Regions from separate parts of the Homo sapiens genome. Here region 2 is linked to region 1. Evidence: chromatin loops called from intact Hi-C (ENCODE). Cell type or tissue: CD4-positive, alpha-beta T cell. All regions are shown on one strand. Each heading gives the region's core, and the rest is flanking DNA. Links, peaks and the distances in the headings are about the cores only. Region 1 overlaps RAP1B (RAP1B, member of RAS oncogene family). Region 2 has its middle 12 kb from the start of RAP1B.

What was found. Hi-C counts contacts between places; a loop is a spot of excess contacts. Peaks named below come from ENCODE experiments on the same cell type or tissue, not always from the same donor. Only the 100,000 strongest peaks of a DNase experiment are listed, where the experiment ranks them.
Region 2: it touches region 1 in a loop (2.3-fold over the local background); 4 of 110 quality-filtered maps call a loop at or near these places.

The regions. Positions count from the first base shown.
Region 1 is chr12:68,669,931-68,680,351 of GRCh38, reverse strand. RAP1B (RAP1B, member of RAS oncogene family) reads right to left here. Exons shown (of 8, transcript NM_001010942.3): 8 at 8,451-10,421. LOC100507250 (a long non-coding RNA gene) reads left to right here. Exons shown (of 3, transcript NR_038930.1): 3 at 4,531-5,981. Among named protein-coding and RNA genes, the nearest start is that of NUP107, 12 kb to the left of the region's middle. In CD4-positive, alpha-beta T cell, for the core only: no CTCF peak of the experiment used is centred there; DNase peaks (open chromatin) are centred at 3,991, 4,711 and 6,381; H3K4me3 peaks cover 832 bases; H3K27ac peaks cover 1,129 bases.
Region 2 is chr12:68,593,218-68,603,638 of GRCh38, reverse strand. No RefSeq gene overlaps it. Among named protein-coding and RNA genes, the nearest start is that of RAP1B, 12 kb to the left of the region's middle. In CD4-positive, alpha-beta T cell, for the core only: no CTCF peak of the experiment used is centred there; no DNase peak of the experiment used is centred there.

The DNA.
Region 1 (10,421 bases), core at 1,418-9,417:
CCCCTCCAAAAGAAAGCATCCTTTCACCTGATGCCCCTTTCTAGCTGCTGTTTTTTCTCTCATTCCCTTCTCAACCAAACATCTGTTTTGCTAAATTGTAAATAGCCAGTAGTGGTTTTCTTACTATAAATCCAGTATAAGTATCTCTTACAAAAAGATAATAGACATAAACAAAAGGAAAAAATTAAAGAATCCTATGATTCCATTAACTATAGCTGACTACAATTCCACGAAATACCCTCATCAAGAATTACCCAGCTAAGTCCAGTTAACCCACAGAACAAAGAGAGTGAATAATATATTGATTTATGCCACTACATTTTGTGGTAGCTTTTTATGTAGCAACAGAAAACTGTAACAAATGGAATTATATTGTAAAACTGTTCTACAATCTGCTTATTCACTTAACATGAACATCTTTTCATTTCAAAATTATTTGTCTACATCATTCATAATTTACCAAAAGAATTTGAAAGAGTCATATTTCCTTTTTGTCTCCATTTACATTTACAAGGTGACCTAATGCTGTCTGACTTCAACCTTCACTGGTAAATGAAAACTAACTAAGGTGACCAATGATCTCTGCCAGGAAAAGTTTATTTTTCATTTCTCAACATCTCCAGAATATTTGACACCATTCACCACTCTCTTCCTTAGTACCCCCATGCCATTTGGTGTCATGATTTTGTTAGTGGGCTTCTCCTAGTCCACTCCGCCTTCTCTTGGCTAGTCTTCTCTATGAGCTCTATAAATCTGCCTTTACCTTAAACATCAATTAATCTTTTCCAGAGTTCAGACCCAAGCCCTGTCTTCCTCAGTTCTGCATTATTTTCAGGCTTCAAACTACTGACAGTTTCCTAATAGATTTCCAATCTATATTCTAGCCCATATCTCAATTTTATATTCCAGACTCATGCGTCTGGTGGCTTACTAGACACATTCACTTTGAAGATATAAGGTACCTGAAACTTAACATGTTCTAACTCTAAACATGAACTCAATAGACCTGCCCCTCCCTCACTCCTCACCAAAACAACAATACAACAACAACCCTGCTTCTCCTTGTATATTTTTTTTTTTTAGTCTTGGCAAGTGGCCATATCCAGTTAGCCAAAAATCTGGAATTTAATCTCAGTAGGACTAAAGTTCCACGAGGGCAGAGATATTTATCTTTGTTTGGTGCTGTATCTCTCTGTTTGTCAATTGAATTATTCTTCTCTCATCCCCTGCATCTACTTTGTCACCAAATCTCAAATATGTCTTCCCATTTCCATTGCTACCTTCTTCATTTCCAGTCCCAACTCATCATCTCTTCACTGTTCTAAGGTAGGTCCTCCAACCGAATTCCATTCTTTATACTGCTAAGAGGATGATCTTCTAAATATGCAAATCTGACTGTCACCTTTCAGTTTCTTCCCAGTCTCAATTTTAACTTTAAACTACTACACTCAGCCTTCAGGACGTGATTTACCTGTTATTATCTCTGCCTCAAATTCTGTATTCCAGCTATATTCAACTACAGCTCCCCAAACATTCTACAGTCATTTGGCATATTTTCTCTGCTCCTACTAAGTAGAAGCAGAAGAGGAATAAAGCAAGACCATGTCATAGACTGCTATGCAGTCATTAAAAGGGAGTTTAGAGAGCATTTGTAATAACTTGGAAATGTTTATGTTTTACTTTAAATGAGGGAAGCAGACTGCCATATTATATATATCAGTATGCTCAGAAACAATGTAAAATGTATAAAACAATACTGAACAAAAATTATACCAAAGTTCATAGTGCTCATCTTAGGTGAGACTTTGGCTATGCCTTGTTTTGTTTTGTTTTTTGAGAAAGGGTCTCGTTTTGTTGTCCATGCTGGAGTGTAGTGGCACAATCATGACTCACTGCAGCATTGACCTCCTGGGCTCAAGTGATCCTCCCACTTCAGTCCCCCAAATAGCTAGGACTACAGGTGTACACCACAATGCCTGGCTAATTAAAAAAAACAAAAAACCAAAAGCCTTTGTGTGTGTGTGTGTGTGTGTGTGTAGACAGAGTCTCACTATGTTGCCAAGGCTGGCTGGTCTCCTGGCTCAAGTGATCCTCCTGCCTCGGCCTCCCAAAGTGCTGGGATTGCAGGAGTGAGCCCCTGCACCCGGCCCACTATGCCTTGCTTTATTTAAAGCAATATATTTTCATAGCAAGATCCAATTGAAATTCAAATAAATATTTTAATAAGTTCATTAAGAATTCCAGTGAGTCAGATGTGTGTCTAGTGATTTAAGTTATAGCAGGTGCTTAAATACTTTTGCCATGTTCAAAAGATAGTGGAAAATCTTGAATACAGTTGTAGGATACACAGAAGCTTATATAAAACAAAATTAAGTATTTAGACTATTAACAGCTTGTTCAGATATAAGATGGTGTGATTTTTTTCATTTTAATATTTGGGGAATTTTCCTCTTTGAGCTCAAAACATTGCAAACATGCTATTATAACTTAGTAATATTCTTTTTATCTAAAGTAATAGAATTGGCTGGGCCTAGTGGCTCACACCTGTAATCCCAGCACTTTGGGAGGCCGAGGTGGGAAGATCACTTGAGCTCAGAAGTTTGAGACCAGCCTGGCCATCATGGTGAATCCCTATCTCTACTGAAAATATAAAAAATTAGGCGGGTGTGGTGGTGCATGCCTATAATCCCAGCTACTCAGGAGACTGAGGCAGGAGAATCGCTTGAACCTTGGAGGCGGAGGTTGCAGTGAACCGAGATCGCGCCACTGCACTCCAGCCTCGGCGACAGAGCGAGACCCTGTCTCAAAAACAAACAAAAACAAAACAAACAAACTCTCTCTCTCTCTATATATATATATATATATTCTTACTTAAAATCTATTACTAGTAAAACTTACATTTTGCAAATTGATATTAGCGCATGGTCGGCAATGTTTTAGTCTTTTTTTTTCCTCCCTGGATGTTGACCAGCTCTTTTAATTTACTTTAAAAAAATTGTGGTAATGTGTACATAAAATTTACCATTTTAACCATCTTTTAAGTTTGTAGTTCATTGACATTAAATACATTCACATTGTTGTGCAGGGCAATGTTTTATCTTTTAAAAAAAAACAAACTTGAAGGTCTTGTGCCTGAACAATCCCCTCCCCTCCCCTCCCCCTCCCCTGTTCTTTTTCTGAGATGGAATTTGCTCTTGTTGCCCAGGCTGGAGTGCAATGGTGCAATCTCAGCTCACTGCAACCTCCGCCTCCCAGGTTCAAGCGATTATCCTACCACAGTCTCCCAAGTAGCTGGGATTACAGGCATGCGCCACCATGCCTGGCTGATTTTGTATTTTTAGTAGAGACGGGGTTTCTCCATGTTGGTCAGGCTGGTCTTGAACTCCTGACCACAGGTGATCCTCCCACCTCGACCTCCCAAAGTGCTGGGATTATAGGCATAAGCCACCATGCCTGGCTGGGTTTCTTTCTTTTGCCTTCTTTTCTTTTCTTTTTTCTTTCTTCAATGTTTTATTCTTTTTTTAAAAAAAACAAACCAAACTTGAGGGCCTTGTGCCTGAACAATGCTCTTTTCTTTTCTTTTTCCTTGCTTCCTTCCTTCCTTCCTGTCTTTCCCTTCCAACCTTCCTTCCTTCCTTCCTTCCCTCCTTCCTTCCCTCTTTCCTTCTCCCCTTCTCTCCTTTCCCCTCCCCTGCCCTCCCCTCCCCTCCCCTTCCTCAGGATCTCACTGTGTCACTCAGGCTGGAGTGCAGTGTCGCAAACATGGCTCACTGTAGCCTCGACTCCTCCTGGGCTCAAACGATCCTCCCACCTCAACCTCCCAAGTAGCTGGGACTACAGGTGCACACCACTATGCCCAGCTAATTTTTGTATTTTTTTGTAGACACTGGGTTTCACTTTGTTGCCCAGGCTGGTCTCGAAATCCTGAGCTCGTCTCAAATTCCTGAGCTCAAGCAAGCTGCCTGCCTTAGCCTCCCAAAGTGCTGGGATTACAGGCATGAATGAGTCACCGTGCCCCGCCCAATGTTTTATTCTTTCTTTTTTTTTTTTTTTTTGAGACGGAGTTTTGCTCTTGTTGCTCAGGCTGGAGTGCAGTGGCGCGATCTCGGCTCACTGCAACCTCTGTCTCTCAGGTTGAAGCAATTCTCCTGCCTCAGCCTCCTAAGTACCTGGGATTACAGGCATGCGCCACCACACCCGGCTAGTTTTTTTTTTTTTTTTTTTTTTAGTAGAGATGGGGTTTCGCCATGTTGGCCAGGTTGGTCTTGAACTCCTGACTTCAGGTAATCCACCCGCCTCGGCCTCCCAAAGTGCTGGGATTACAAGCATGAGCCACCGCACCCAGCGCCAATGTTTTATTCTTAAATAAATGTATTTGCTTTAAAAATTTTATATATATATATAAATATATATAATATATATATATATGGTAACTGATTATCCGTTCAAATTTTTAATTATTTGTTACATTGTTTTCAAAAAGTTATTTATTCAGATAATGATGTCTGTTTGCTTTCTCTGTATTTTCAGGCCCACCCCGCCTCACTCCCACCCTCTTCTACTTAATTCAGGATGTGAATAGCACATGCCTTCCATCTTCAGACAAACACTGAGGCCTGGACAATGACCTGCATTAGGTAGATAGAATCTACTGAAAGCTAAAAGCCTTTTCCTGTGTCTTAGCAGCACGGAAGCCACGCCTCCTTCCCCCCAATGTTTGTGCAAACCCTAGAGAAGAGGAGACAGCCCCTATGATGTGTGAGGTTGAATTTCCTGCCCTCAACCCATCAAATCAGGCAGAATGAGGGCTCAGTCAGAACTACAACTACAAAAGAGAAAAATTTTAATGTGACTTTTCTTGTCTGCTCAGATTTTTGGGTTAAGGTTCATGCCAGCTACATTCTTTGCATAATAAAATATAAATAGAGTATAAATTGTTCTAGTTAGAGAAAACAGCAAAACAGTGCTCTCCCAAGGGCCCTAATAAATCACTTTACAGAAACGTGGATGTGTGTTGGATTTACAGGATTTCTATGCCAAGCAGAGAAGTACGTGAAAACAGGAAAGCAAAATGCATAAGTTGCAATAATAGTTTTGTGGTTTAGCTGAATAATGTCCTATATCAACAGAGGATAATGATTTTAGTTTTTCAGTTGCCCCAAGATCATTTCCATTACTGATGAGGCTTGAAATGTCTGTGAAGAAGAGTCATTGCAATTGATTTATTTGTCTGGCAAACTTTTTGTCAGCAAATTCACCACTACCTCAAAAATCTCACTAGCTACTCTATGCTTAAGACATTGGAAGCATAAGCCACAATGAAAACTAACTCTTAGCATTAGAATTCTAAGAAGCAGTAATGTATTTATGATTTTATGTTAAAAATCTCCCAGATGTCAGCATTTAAATCACAATTCAGTAATATAAGTAATTTGAAATTAGAAAGTTTTATACTTCACCATTCTATTTTCCTCTTCAAATTGAACACAGTTTGAAAGAATTAAGAAAAGAAGCTATAAAAAATAAATTGTTCAAGGATTCTTCCTGTTTCTAAACACCACAAGATTATGATGATAGAGACATCATTTGAAGTGGTAGAGAGTACTGTGAAATATCTATATGTGAATGTAATGAAAATGAAAAAATAATCTGATGAATTTTTAAAATTAATCTTGTTAGAGTCATTTTTGAGAAATTGTATGCAAGTGTATTGATTGAAAATGACCTTCTCATTCAAGAAAAATTTATTGAGCACTTACCAAGTGTCAACAGGTGAATGTGAATAAAATAGATATGGTCCCTGCCTTCTTGGAGTTGAATAAAATAGCAAACACTTATTGAATATTTATTATATGTTGTGCATTATAATATTAACCAATGTTTATTGAGTTGTTATTATATGCCAACTATGCCAATCCTGTCCTAAGCAATTTATGTATGTTAACTAATTTAATCCTCACAATAAATCTATGAGGTAGGTACTATTATTTCTGTCATAAAATTACAAAGGCATAGAGAGATAATTTGTCTAAGGTTCCATAGAGTAAGTAGGGGACCCAGAATTCAATTCAAGGAGTCTTTTTGTTCTGCATGACATCTCAACTGCTATATAAATATTATTTAGTTCCCAGGGCAAATTTTTCAGGATAATATTCTTATTCTCTCAATTTTACAGAAGAGAAAACTGCAGTGTAAAGAGGTGAAATAACTCACCAAAAGTTAACTGACAATGATCCTACCCACTACATCACACTGCTTAACTGGGAAGACACGCAATTTAACAAGTACCAACCAGGCTCCACATTTAAACTCTGACCCCGTTTGACCTTAAAGTAATGCATTTTTCTTCAAAGCAGACACTTCGCCACCCCAAAAAAAACCATATCTGAAAAGACATAATGTACTTAATCAATGGCTTCCTGCTATAATCACCACAACCACATCCTTTCCTAGAATCGTATCTGTCTTATTGAATCCTTCCATTAGCTTTTCTCCTATACATGAAGTTCAAATAGCACACCTGAGTTTTTGAGGGCATACACAACTTACACATTCCAGGCTCAAATATTTTTTTCCTCCCCTGACTCATGAACTTTTTGAAATTTAACAGTTTCTTCTATCTTTTATGCTACCTGGTCTATCTGAACCAAACATATATATTTTGCAGTTTCCTCCTAAAATACATTCAAAGCACTGTTTTGCTTCGCATTGCTGATATTTAACTCCTTTGCAATATCACTGCTACTTATACACAAACAAAAATCTGGTGTTTTTTAAGAGGAAGCCAAACTAAATAAATCATTTTAAAGATATATATATGGTTGGGTGTGGTGGCTCATGCCTGTAATACCAGCACTTTGGGAGGCTGAGGCGGGTGGATCTCCTGAGGTCAGAAGTTCGAAACAAACCTGGCCATCATGGTGAAACCCCGTGTCTACTAAAAAATACAAAAATTAGCCAGGCATGGCGGTGTGTGCCTGTAATCCCAGCTACTTGGGAGTCTGACGCAGGAAAATCACTTGAACCCGGGAGATGGAGGTTGCAGTGAGCCAAGATTGCACCATTGCACTCCAGCCTGGGAAACGAGAGCGAAACTCCATCTCAAATATATATATATAGGTTGAGCGCAGTGCTCACGCCTGTAATCCCAGCATTTTGGGAGACTAAGGTGGCGGATCATGAGGTCAGCAGTTCGAGACCAGCCTGGCCAACATGGTAAATTCCCGTCTCTACTAAAAATATAAAATTAGCCGGCATGGTGGCACGTGCCTGTAATCCCAGCTCCTCAGGAGGCTGAGGTAGGAGAATCGCTTGAACCTGGGAGGCGGAGGTTGCAGTGAGCTGAGATGGCGCCATTGCACTCCAGCCTGGGTGACAGAGCGAGACTCTATCTCAAAAAAAAAGAAAAATTATATATATATATATATATATATATATATATATATCTTTGTCTATAAGTGAATATCTTCTAATTAGAGGATCTATGATAATGTATCTTTAAGAAGATGCGTCATGCATCTATGATCCTATGAATCTGCTCTTTAAAAACAACAGAATATTCAAGGTGTCTTTAATTTTTTTTTTGAGACAGAGTCTTGCTCTATTGCCCAGGCTGGAGTACAGTGGCGTGATCATGGCTCACTGCAGCTTTGATCTCCTGGGCTCAGCCTCCTGGGTGGCTGGAACCACAGGCATGTGCCCCCGCATCCAGCTAATTTTTAAATTTTTTGTAGAGCTAGAGTCTCCCTATGTTGCCCAGGCTGGTCTTGAACTCCTGGGCTCAAGTGATCCTCTTGCCTCAGCCTCCCAAAGCACTGGGATTATAGGCATGAGCCACCACACCTAGCCAAGGTGTTATTTTAACAATGGAAAATGTAGTATATTTAGTTCATAAATCAAGAGCACAAACGGACTTAAAATATTTCAAGTATATTTTGAGCTACAAACATATTGGCATATAAGAGCAAACTATGCGGCTTTTATAAATGGAAGTGCATTGAAAAGCATAAAATGATGGAATACATATTGACAATGCAATATAATGTTAAGAAAAAGTTGCGTCTATCATGAACATTGCCCTTGAAACTTGTTTAGAAGCTGAATCTGCTGCAAAAAGGGCATTTGGGAAATCTGTGCTTCAGAATCCATCCTGCCTACCTATTTGCAACTTTAAATGATTGAGTTTAACTTTTAGGAAACCCAACATCCTAGAGAAGTCTTTCTGCTTCTTTGTCCTTCACAAGATCAACTGAAGTTCTCTAGCTGTGTAAAAAGGCTGAATTTCAGGTAATGAAAGAAAGTTAAACTGCTTTGGTTTTTTGAATTATTTTCTTGTTTAAATATAAGGTTTAAGTATAATGACAATTATTTTTAAATTTCTAAAATTAATTTTACTCAAAGATAGCATAACAATGTTAAGGAAAAGGAAATAATAATACAGTCATCCATGATACTGTTGCCAGCACCATAATTTTTATTAATGCATATTATCCTCCCATGTATTTTACATTCATATTTTACATATAATGATGACATTCATATAGCTTTTTTTTTTATATTCCAGAAAATGTTATTTACTTGTTACTGACAATGTCTCTTCTAGACGAGTCATCCTGTTTTTTCTCCCGCTGTTGTACTTTTGCTTTTCTTTTTCCACCTACTCAGATCCTTCACTTCCTCACCCCTACTCCTATATCACCATGTCAGGTAATGCATATTAACAACTTGGTAAATATCCTTCAGTTGCTTTCTTCATCTCCTTTCCCAGGTGCCCACATGCATCCCTCACATACATCCTTCTCGGTATTCTGTTTTGTTCACTTTGCACGGGAATCCTTCTAAGTCAACCTTTAAACATCAAACTCATTTTTAAATGAATGCATAATGTTCTATATTATGCATGAATCATAATTTATTCAACTATTCTATTGATGGGCATGCACTCTGTTTTTCCTTCTAGAGTGTGGCAATAAATAATCTTGTGCATTTCCTTTCATTTCCTTGGTGTAGATATCAGTAGTAGAATTGAGGTCAAATATGCATATTTAATTTGAACAGATATCAGCTCTACAATGCACATTTCCATCAGCAATAAATGATTCATTTCTTGCCCTTTACCTCTCTTCTGGGACTGTAGTGTTCTCTGAAGTTTTCGTCCATGTGTTGGGCTCGTTGGTACTTTGATTCGTATTTCTCTGGCTACAGTTAGAGCATCTTTTTATGTTGATGGGCCATTTGGATTTGTTCTTATCTAAACTGCCTAGTTATATATCTTTCAACCATTTATCTTTTGAATAGTTTACCTTTTTTTTTTTTTTTTTTTTTAAACGGAGTATCACTCTTGTTGCCCAGGCTGGAGTGCAATGGCACCATCTTGGCTCACTGCAACTTTCGCCTCCTAGGTTCAAGCAATTCTCCTGCCTCAGCCTCCTGAGTAGCTAGGATTACAGGCATGCACCACCACACCCAGCTAATTTTGTATTTTTAGTAGAGATGGGGTTTCTCCACGTTGGCCAGGCTAGTCTCAAACTCCTGACCTCAGGTGATCCACCCGCCTCGGCCTCCCAAAGTGTTGGGATTACAGGCATGATCCACCGTGCCTGGCCGTGAATAGTTTAATCTTTTATCTGTGCTATACTTTCCCAAATTTGACTTTGCAATATATTTTGCCAAATTTTAAATTTATATATACAGTCTGTGACTTACAGTTTTACTTATAATTTTTCAGCTTTGTGATGGATTTATCAGGGTATTAAATGCATTTTCGACTTACATTTTTGACTTCTGATGGGCTTATTGGGACATAACCCCATTGTAAGCTGAGAAGCATCTGTGTGTACACACACACACACTTATTATTTACTTGAAATATATATCTTAAATATAGCTTCATTTTTAAAAATTAGCTAAGAAGGTCTACCCTATCTCTAGATTTCTAGTCTCTTAGATTTTCTTCTAAGACTTCTACTGTTTTACTTTATAGCTTGAAAACATTTTAATATATCTGGAAAGTGCTTTTTGCATGATATAGGGGTTGAACTTTTATTGTCTTTAGACAGATAGTTAGTTGTGCTAGCATTTTACTGATACTATTTTCTATTGAAATATATTTTTGTCGGCCGGGCACAGTGGCTCACACCTGTAATCCCAGTACTTTGGGAGGCTGAGGCGGGCAGATGACCTGAGGTTGGGAGTTCGCAACTAGCCTGACCAACATGGAGAAACCCCATCTCTACTAAAATACAAAATTAGCCCAGGCGTGGTGGCACATGCCTGTAATCCCAGCTACTCGGGAGGCTGAGGCAGGAGAATCACTTGAACCTGGGAGGCGGAGGTTGTGGTGAACCAAGATCGTGCCATTATACTCCAGTCTGGGCAACAAGAGGGAAACTGTCTCAAAAAAAAAAAAAAAAAAAAGAAAG
Region 2 (10,421 bases), core at 1,687-9,686, 77 kb after region 1:
AATTTTCCAAATAATTGTTGTTTGTACCACTCCATTTGGTACTTATCATACATTGCCTTACTTAAGTTGCTTTTGTCTTCTTTCCATTCTGAGATCCTCAAAAACCGAAACTGTATCTTAAACTTCTTTGTACCTACTATACTGCCAGGCATTACAGATTAGAATCAAATGTAGGGGGAGGTCTTTCTAATCTTGGTTAGAGTCTCCAAATTAATCATAGTGGATTTACCTCTGGCAGTTATTTAGCCTTTGAAAGTTTCTCTTTATTAATCTTTATTCTTTTTTAAATTTCAAGACAGGGTGTTGCTCTGTCGGCCAGGAGTGCAGTGGCATGATCACAGCTAACTGCAGCCTCAAACTCCTCGGCTCAAGAAATCCTCCCACTTTAGCCTCCTGAGTAGCTGGACTACAGGCAGGCACTACTGTGCCCCACTAAATGTTTAAATTTTTTTTGTGGAGACAGGGGTCTCTCTATACTGCCCAGCCTGGTTTCAAACTCCTGGGCTTCAGTGATCCTCCTGCCTTGGCCTCCCAATATGTTGGGATTCGAGGCGTGAGCCACTATGCCTGGCCTTTTTATTAGTCTTTAAAATGCTCATAACAATGTTTATAATTTAGGCCTTTTAAAAGGATTTAAAATAGGTCACATGTCAAAATGGAAGTAATATAGAGTAGTGGTTAAGCGGACCAGCTCTGATGCCATACTCCACATGTCGAAATACAGGCTCTACTCATCCTGAGGAATTTACTTCGGGTACTTCAGTTTTCTCATTTGTAAAATGAGTACAATAATATAACCTATGTCATGGGTTATTGTGAGAATTAAATGAGTTCACAGTACAAATAGAATAGTGCTTACCACAGAGTAAGCACTCTATTAACTACTGGCTATCATCATCTAACGGATTATCAATATATGTTGCTTTCTGCTACTTCCTCTGGCACAATAATGCTTTGTGCAAACATAGTAAGAATTCAACAAATGTTTATTAAACTTTCACATTGCTTTGCTTATGACAGTTCTCAAAAATTGGTTGTGTTTGTCAGTAGTTTGCAATTTGAAGATATTTCTGCAATGGAAACAATGCTATAAAGTTTATACCATGAGTACGTTAACATGCTATTTGATTATTAGGGAAGCTCAAAAAAAGTCTATTTTAGGCCAAGTAATCCCAGCACTTTGGGAGGCCAAGCCAGGCAGATCACCTGAGGTCAGGAGTTTGAGACCAGCCTGGCCAACAAGGTGAAACCCCAACTCTACTAAAAATACAAAAAAATAGTCAGGTATGGTGGCGGGCACCTGTAATCCCAGCTACTTGGGAGGCTGAGGCAGGAGAATTGCTTGAACCCAGGAGGCAGAGGTTACAGTGAGCTGAGATTGTGCCACTGCACTCCAGCTTGGGTGACAATAGTGAAATTCCATCTTAAAAAAGAAAAGTTTTTTTGTTCCCTTAGTTTTTACAGCACCACATTCTCATGGTTTCCTCCTTTCTCTGACTGCTCCTTCTCAATTTCTCTTTGGCCTGTCCCTTCCTCTTCCTGTCCTTTAAGGGTTGCAGTCCCTCAGAATTTGATCCTGGAGTTTTTCCTTATATATTTCTGCTGGGCAATTTTATAGTCTTGCCCATGTTTTTACATGCTGTCTAATAGCCAATAACTCATAGATCCCTATCTGCAGTTCAGACTTCTCTGCTGAGCTCCAGATGCATAGAGCCAGTTGCCTCCTGGAAAGCTTTCCTTGATGACCTCCTTCAAGACTGCTCTTCCTCCAGGAATCCTCCTATCAATAAATGGCACCAGCTCCCTGAAACAGAAATCTGCCACTTCCCTCTACCTTATTCCACGTAGCAAATTCTTCAGCAAATCCTATTGATTCTGACTGACTCCAGAGTCAGTCAGTCAAATCTAACTACTTTTCTTTATTTTTATTGTCTGGCTGGTTTATTTATGTGCTTTCACTTTGTCCTTCCTCTCAACTAGTCTCTAAATAGCAGTGTTAATTAAAAAAAAAAAACAAAAACTTTTTCTTATGGCAAATTTTGAACATAAATAAATAGAAGAGTTTAATGAATCACCATGTCCTCATCATTCCATTTCAACATTTAACCTCAGTTTGCTAATCTTGTTTCATCCATCCTCTCTATTTTTCTGGTTGGAGTAGTTTAAAGAAAATCCAAGACATCATTTTGTTTTACTTATAAATAATTCAGTATGCATTCCCCACAGATAGAACATTTAAAAAATATAACCACGATGCCATTGTCACATGTAACAAAATTAAAAATGATTCCTTATTTGGGAGGCCAAGGCGGGTGGATCACTCGGTCAGGAGATCGAGACCATCCTGGCTAACATGGTGAAACCCCATCTCTACTAAAAATACAAAAAATCAGCAGGGCATGGTGGCGGGTGCCCGTAGTCCCGGCTACTTGGGAGGCTGAGGCAGGAGAATGGCGTGAACCCGGGAGGCGGAGCTTGCAGTGAGCAGAGATTGTGTCACTGCACTCCAGCCTGGGCGACAGTGCGAGACTCTATCTCAAAAAAAATAAATAAATAAAAATAAATAAATAAATACATACATACATACATAAAAATGATTCCTTAACACAATCTAATATCCAGGTCATATTTAAAATTTCCTGATTGTACCAAAGATAACTTTTTACTGCTTGTTTGTTTAATTCATAGTCCAAACAAATCCAAACATTACATTTAATTGTTGTGTCTCTTAAATATCTCTTATTTATTTTATTTTATTTTTTTAGAGTCGAGGTCTTGCTCTGTAGCCCAAGGCTGGAGGGCAGTGGACAGTCACAGCTCACCGCAGCCTCAAACTCCTAGCCTTAAGCAATTCTCCTGCCTCAACCTCCCAAAGTTCTGGGATTACAGGTGTGAGCCACTGAGCTCAGCCCTTAAATCTCTTTTAGTCTCTAACAGTCTCTCCTCCTTTTGTTGAGTGAATGGCCATTTGTATTTTTTTTGTGTGTGTGATGTGTCTTTCCTTATTTTTCAGCTTTTGTATAAATGACATCACTTCAGGTCAATACCTTCATAAGTACTCCGTAGCAAAAATGCTATGGCTTTTACATTACACATCTTTATCTATAATATAAATACAAGGCTGAGAAAGTAAGGACCCTCTTCTATACACACATATTTTTATTATGTGAAGAAAACATGGAAAGTGGATTGAAAATCCAGACAAGAAGTGCAGTTAATAATTAAGCAACTGCTACATAGTAGGAACTCATCTCATTTGATCCTTTCAAAAATCCTTTGAGTTGGGTATTTTTATTCCCATTTTCAGATTAGAAAACAGGTTGCTGGAGGCTAATTTAGAAATATGGGGCTGCAATGTCAGCCTGAGGCAGAAGCCCAGGTCCCCATTTCTAGGGATCTCATGGTCATTCCTTTCCATCTGGTTACAGTGCTGACTACAGCAGTGTAATGAAGAATATAATGGGGTAATGAAGGATGGTTTAAATAGGGAGAAAGCTACCAAAGGATAGTTCTGGTAGATGCTTTACCAAATCAAAAAGAAGAAAAAAGAGTCATACCCGGGTGTGTGTTGTGGGCAGACTATTTTGTCTGAAGGTGAATATATTTGAGAAAACAATTACTCAGTGGGGTTCTGATAAAAGTATAACAAAGTTTAATAGTGGCAGAGCAGCATTCTAAGGGCATGTATTTTTCAGTGCCCTGTGCTAGCTGATTCTGTCCATTTCTTTTTTCTTTTTAAAATTACATCCTGGCTGGGCACGACAATTTGGGAGGATGAGGTGGGAGTATCGCTCAAGCCCAGGAGTTTGAATGGTAACATAGTAAGTCCCACTTTCTATAAAAAATTAAATAAAAAAAATTAGGCCGGGCACGGTGGCTCACACCTGTAATCCCAGCACTTTGGGAGGCCGAGGCGGGCGGATCAACTGAGGTCGAGAGTTCAAGACCAGCCTGACCAACATGGAGAAACCCTGTCTCTACTAAAAATACAAAAATTAGCTGGGCACGGTGTCGCGCGCCTATAATCCCAGCTACTCGGGAGGCTGAGGCAGGAGAATCGCTTGAACCCGGGAGGCGGAGATTGTGGTGAGCCAAGATTGTGCCACTGCACTCCAGCCTGGGCAACAAGAGCAAAACTGCATCTCAAAAAAAAAAAAAAAAAAAAAAAAAAAAACTAGCAGGGTGCAGTGGCACACACCTATAGTCCCAGTTACCTGGGAGACTGACATGGAAGGATTGCCTGAGGCCTGAGACAGGGAGGTCAAGGCTGCAGTGAGCCATGATTATGCCTCTGGACTCCAGCCTGGGCAACAGAGCACGATTCTGTCTTAAAAAAAAAAAATTACATTCTTTTGCCTTTTTTAAGATTGACTTTAACATCACTGATGTGTTTGCACATTTCCTTCCTGCTTCATAGTAGAACTCAGAACCACAACTTTTTTTCTCTAGGATCCCTTTCCCCTTCTGTCTCTTATCTAAATTCTTCAGAGGTTGTCATGTCCTTAATGCTTGAAAAAGCATGTCAAAAACTCGTTAGCCAAGGGAGGAAAATTATGTTTAAAATATATTTGGTCTGAAAATTCTATCTGGTTCACCAGTCTGCCTCATGTACCTACATTTGCCCAAGCTGTGAACCACCCCAGCCTCTTCCGACTGTTATTCATGATACTGGCCTAAGATGACACATGAGAATCTCCCTAGATGTTCACACATTTATAAATGCTTCATAAATGGAGATGTCCACAAAAAACAAAAGGCAAAGAATAATTGGCCAATAGCAAAGAGAAGCAAGGTATTTAAAATACCTTAGTTTTTTTTTTTTTTTTTTGAGACAGAGTCTCACTCCATTGCCCAGGCTGGAGTGCAGTGGCACCATGTCGGCTCACTGCAACCTCCCTCTCCTGGGTTCAAGCAGTTGTCCTGCCTCAGCCTCCAGAGTATCTGGGATTACAGGCACCTACCACCATGCCCGGCGAATTTTTTTATATTTTTAGTAGAGACAGGTTTCACCATGCTGGCCAGGCTGGTCTCGAACTCCTGACCTCAGGTGATCCACCTGCCTCGGCCTCCCAAAGTGCTGGGATTACAGGCATCAGCCACCATGTCTGGCCTAAAATATCTTAGTTAGTGGGTATATACCCAAAACAACTGAATCCAACTGCAACAGATATTTGCCCTCCCATGCTTATAGCAGTACTATTCACTATAGTCAAAAGATGGAAACAACCCAAGTGCTGATAAAGAAATGAATGGATAAACAAAATGTGGTATGTATATAATGGAACACTGCAGATGCCAAAATCCATGGATGCTCAAGTCCCTTATATAAAATGGCATAGTATTTGCATATAACCTATGCACATCCTCTTGTATTCTTAAATCATCTCATCTAATAATACCATGTGAATGCTATGCAAATAGTTGTTATACTGTATTGTTTTAAAATTTTTTTTTAATTTCAAAAAAAACACTTTTAATCTGAGGTTAGTTGAATCTAAGGATGTGGAACTGGTGGATGTGGAGGGCCGGCTGTAGTAATTAGCCTTAAAAAGGAAGGACATTCTGACACATGCTACAACATGGATGAACCTTGAGGACATTATGCTAAGTGAAATAAGCCAGCCACAAACAGACAAATATTGTACGATTCCACTCATATGAGGTACCTAGAGTAGTAAAATTCATATAGACAGAAAGTAGAATGGTGGTCAGGGGCTGGGGTGAGGGGAGTTTGTGTTTAATGAGTGCAGAGTAAGTTTGGGAAGATTAAAAATTTCTGGAGATGAATAGTGGTGATGGTTGAAGAACAACATGAATGTATTTAATGCTGCAGAACTGTACATTTATTTTATTTTTTTGAGACTGAGTCTTGCTTTGTTACCCAGGCTGGAGTGCAGTGGCACAATCTCAGCTCACTGCAACCTCTACCTCCTGGGTTCAAGTGATTCTCATGCCTCAGCCTCCTGAGTAGCTGGGATTACAGGTGTGCACCATCGGCCCTCCTCAACCTCCCAAAGTTCTGGGATTACAGGCATGAGCCACTGTGCCCAACTGAGAACTGTACATTTAAAAATGATTCCATTGGTACATTTTATGTATATTTTGCTGCAATTTTTAAGGAATGTCTTGATTAAGAAAGAGCTTGGGCTTTTAGTCAGAAAGCCTGGGTTCAAATTCTGACTTCATAAATTATTAGCTGTGAGAACTCACACTATTTCCATATCTTAAGTTTGAGTTTCTTCACAGAAAAAAATGAGTCTAAAACTAGTATGGGCTTTATAGGCTTGTGAGGATTAAATGAAAGAATCCATTTAAAATCCTTTGCACACTGCCTTGTCCCTAGTCAGCATTCGATGAATGTTAGTTACTTTGATTTTATTATCATTTATTAATATCTAGACTCACTTTTAAAGGTTATATTGATAGATTTTCCCATGGATTTTTAGGAATTCAGTCCATACTTAGATTTCTTAATTCCATGGTTCCTGGCGGTGATTTTAGTATCTGCCAAAGGTAGCTCATCCAGAGACACTGATGAATAGTATGAAGTTCTGATGTGTTTGTGAGGTTTGATGGAAAGAACAAAGGTATTAGAATAATTATAAAAGTATTCTTTTATATTTGGGAAAGAAAATTTTCAGCTGCTTTCTCTCAACCATTGGAAAATAAATTGCAAGGAAAATAACAGTGATTTTTTAAATATTCTGAAACTTTAGATAATTTTTCAATTGTTGGGTAGTATTTGCTGTGTAATCCAATAGTTACAACTACAGGGAAATTTCCTGTAGCCTAGATCATACTTTCTGGAAAGCAGGTACTGAGTATCTGATGTCTTGTGTAATTACAGAACAATAATCATGAAGTATCTCAATTTTACACTCAGAAGTATGATCCTTTTGTGAGTAATTTTGTTGTGTGTTTGAGAAACAACAGAGAGAACTATGGAGCTGCTGCCTTTTGAAAAGGGGAAACTCAAATAATATAAGGGAGGCAGTGTGTCAAGCTTTTTACAAATGAAACCTCCAACCCTTCAAGGTTGCCATTATTATCAACACTATTTTAAAGGCAAAGAAAGAGGCTCAGAACTTGCCTGTGTGTGCAGAGAGCCAGAATTTTGAATATAGGTCGATTTGGCTTCAAAGCTCATGCTCCTTCTCTCAAAGCTATTTTGAATATAGGTTGATTTGGCTTCAAAGCCCATGCTCCTTCTCTCAAACAAGCCACTTGTTACTATCACAGGAGCTAGCTTCACTTTTGGAGCTGCTGCACGTTCTGAAATCACTTTGGAACTACTGCTGTCTCTGATGGAATGTAGTGGTGGCTCTTTCTTCTCTAGCCTGCGCTCTGCTAAGGGAAAGAAGCTGCTGCCTAGAGAAAATAAATCATAAGGGGCATAATGAGACCTCTATTGCCCAGAGATATTTCTTCTCTCTTATTTGACCCGAAATCACCACTATTAAAGCCATTCTTGGTTTACAAAACAAAAGTGCCACTGTCTTCAGAAATCCTCTGTTACAGTATACATATGTTACCTGAGAGTAAGAAGGAGAGACTGAGAGTTTCTTCTAGTTCTCTCATTAGCAGTTTAGTTTGTCAGTTAAACCAGTTGTCTCCTGAAAGGCCTAGATAGACTATCCCAGGCAAGACACACTTGACAAGTGAGTGTCACTAGTGCTCAGTGCCCTAGGGCTCAGAGAGGTCAGCAGGTCTGGCCGGAGGTCCTGAAACCTGAGCAGTGACGGGGCAGATTGTGGACCCTGAAATGATAGAGAATAAGCCTCAACTATGGCTGCTTATAGTAGTGACCGTTGGTTGGTTGCAAGCAGCAACCAACCTGACCTACCTTAAACAGAATGGGAATGTATTAGAAAAATGCAGCGGTATCTCAGGAAATGATGGAATTATTGAATGGCCAGGCCTCAGGAAGGATGGAACTAAGGAAAGTCCTGGGACTGCAGTGGCAGTTGATGGAGGCCCCAGCCTATGACCATCCAATGATCCGACTTGATTTCCAATCCCAGTGTTTCTCAAACCTCAAGTAAGAATGAGAATATGATATGTTCAGCTTAGATTATTGTTCACTCTTGGCTTACTCAGCAATGGCTGTGTTTTGGGGAGGGGCAGGGTTAGGTCCCATGGGAAGTTCACACAAAAGAAACAGGAACCTTCCTTGTGGGCAAACTAGGCAGTTTCGGAGAAGAGGGGCTGGGGTGACACTACGGGACACCCGCCACATACCTTCACAGAAACAGATCTTCTCTGGGGAGTTATTTTGTAGGGGAAATTGCTTTGGCATAGTCTAGCATAGTGGTTAAGAGTATGCATACTTTAGAGCTAGATTGCCTGAGTTCAAATACCAGCTCTGCTAATTCCTGGGCAATCTACTGAAGTATTTTGTGTATCTGTTTGCATACCTCTAGAGTAGTGATAATAATAGTACCTACTACCTGAGAGCATTAGAACTAAATGAATTATGCCGGGTGCAGTGGCCCATGCCTGTAATCCTAGTACTTTGGGAGGCGGAGGTGGTTGGATCACGAAGTAGGAGTTTGAGACCAGCCTGGCCAGCATGGTGAAACCCTGTCTCTACTAAAAATACAAAAATTAGCTGGGCATGGTGGCATGCACCTGTAATCCCAGCTACTCGGGAAGTTGAGGCAGGAAATCACTTGAACTTAGGAGGCGGAGGTTGCAGTGAGCTGAGATCGCACCACTGCACTCCAGCCTGGACAACAGAGCCTGACGCCATCTCAAAAAAAAAAAAAAAAAAAAAAAAAAGAACGAAATGAATTAATACCAGCAAAGAGTTTAAAACAGTGCCTGAAAAACAGTATGCCCTTGATAAATAGCTATTATTATCTTGGCCTATGGGGCAACATAATATTTACTGAAACCATTAAATGGGTCCACCTCACTTAAAAAATACCCAGTGAGGCTCTTTTTACAAGTAATTTTATGAAAGAGGGGAACAATCAGATAAACATTTTGTTTTGAAATGTGGATTTAGTTTAACTTAGGCATAAATATAGATGCAAGAAATAAAAAAATGAGGATATAAAACTATTAAGAAAAAACATAAAGCAAAAAAAGAAAAAGAACAAGAACAAAAAGGGTTACAACACCAAAAGCAAAATTTATAAAAGAAAAGCTGATAAATGTGAATTCATCAAAATTAAAAACCTTTGCTCTTCAAAAGGTACAATTAAGAGAATAAAAAAACAAGGCCAGGGGCTGTGGTTCATGCCTGTAATCCCAGCACTTTGGGAGGCTGAAGCAGGCAGATCACTTGTGGTGAAACCCTATCTCTATTTAAAAAAAAAAAATACAAAAATTAGCTGGATGTGGTGGTGTGGACCTGTGATACCAGCCACTCGGGAGGCTGGGGCAGGAGAATCACTTGAACCCGGGAGGCAGAGGTTGCAGTGAGCTGAGATAGCGTCATTGCACTCCAGCCTAGGCACCAGAGTGAGACTCCATCTCAACAACAGAAGGAAAAGATGGCCAGGCATGGTGGCTCACACCTGTAATCCCAGCACTTTGGAAGGCTGAGGTGGATGGGTCACTCAAGGCCAGGAATTCGAGACCAGCTTGACCAACATGGCGAAACCTTGTCTCTACCAAAAATACAAAAAATTACCCAGGTGTGGTGGTAATCCTAACTACCTAGGAGGCTGAGACACAAGAATTGCTTGAAGCTGGGAGGAAGAGGTTGCAGTGAGCCGAGATTGAGCCACTGCACTCCAGCCTGGGGGACAGAGCAAGATTCTGTCTTAAAAAAACAAAACAAACAAAAAACGAACAACAATAACAAAAAACAAAACAAGCTACAGACTAAAAGAAGATATTTGCAAATCATATATCTGATGAAACACTTGTATCAAGAGTAAAAAATACCACTTATAACTAATAAGAAGACAAATTACCCTATTAACAAAAGGGCAGAAGATTTGACAGATATTTCACACAAAAAAGCTATATGAATGGCTAATGAACATATGAAAAGATCCTCAACATCTTTGGTTTGGGAAATGCAAATTAAAAGTCATAATGAAATACCACTGTTCGACTGACTATAGCAATATAGGAGATGTGGAGAAACTGGAATGCATGTGTATGGAGGAACTGGAATGCACATTACCACAAGAATGTGAAAAGGTGCAGCCACTTTGGCAATATCTTAAAAAGTTAAACATAAATTTAGCATGTGACCCAGCAATTTATTTCCTACAGGTCTACCTGAGAAAATAAAGAAATGTATATATACTCATGCTAAGACTTGTATAAAAATGTTTATAAAAGCATTATTTAAAATAGCTAAAAGGCCGGGCACGGTGGCTCATGGCTGTAATCCCAGCACTTTGAGAGGCCGAGGCGGGCTGATCACCTGAGGTCAGGAGTTCGAGACCAGCCTGGCCAACATG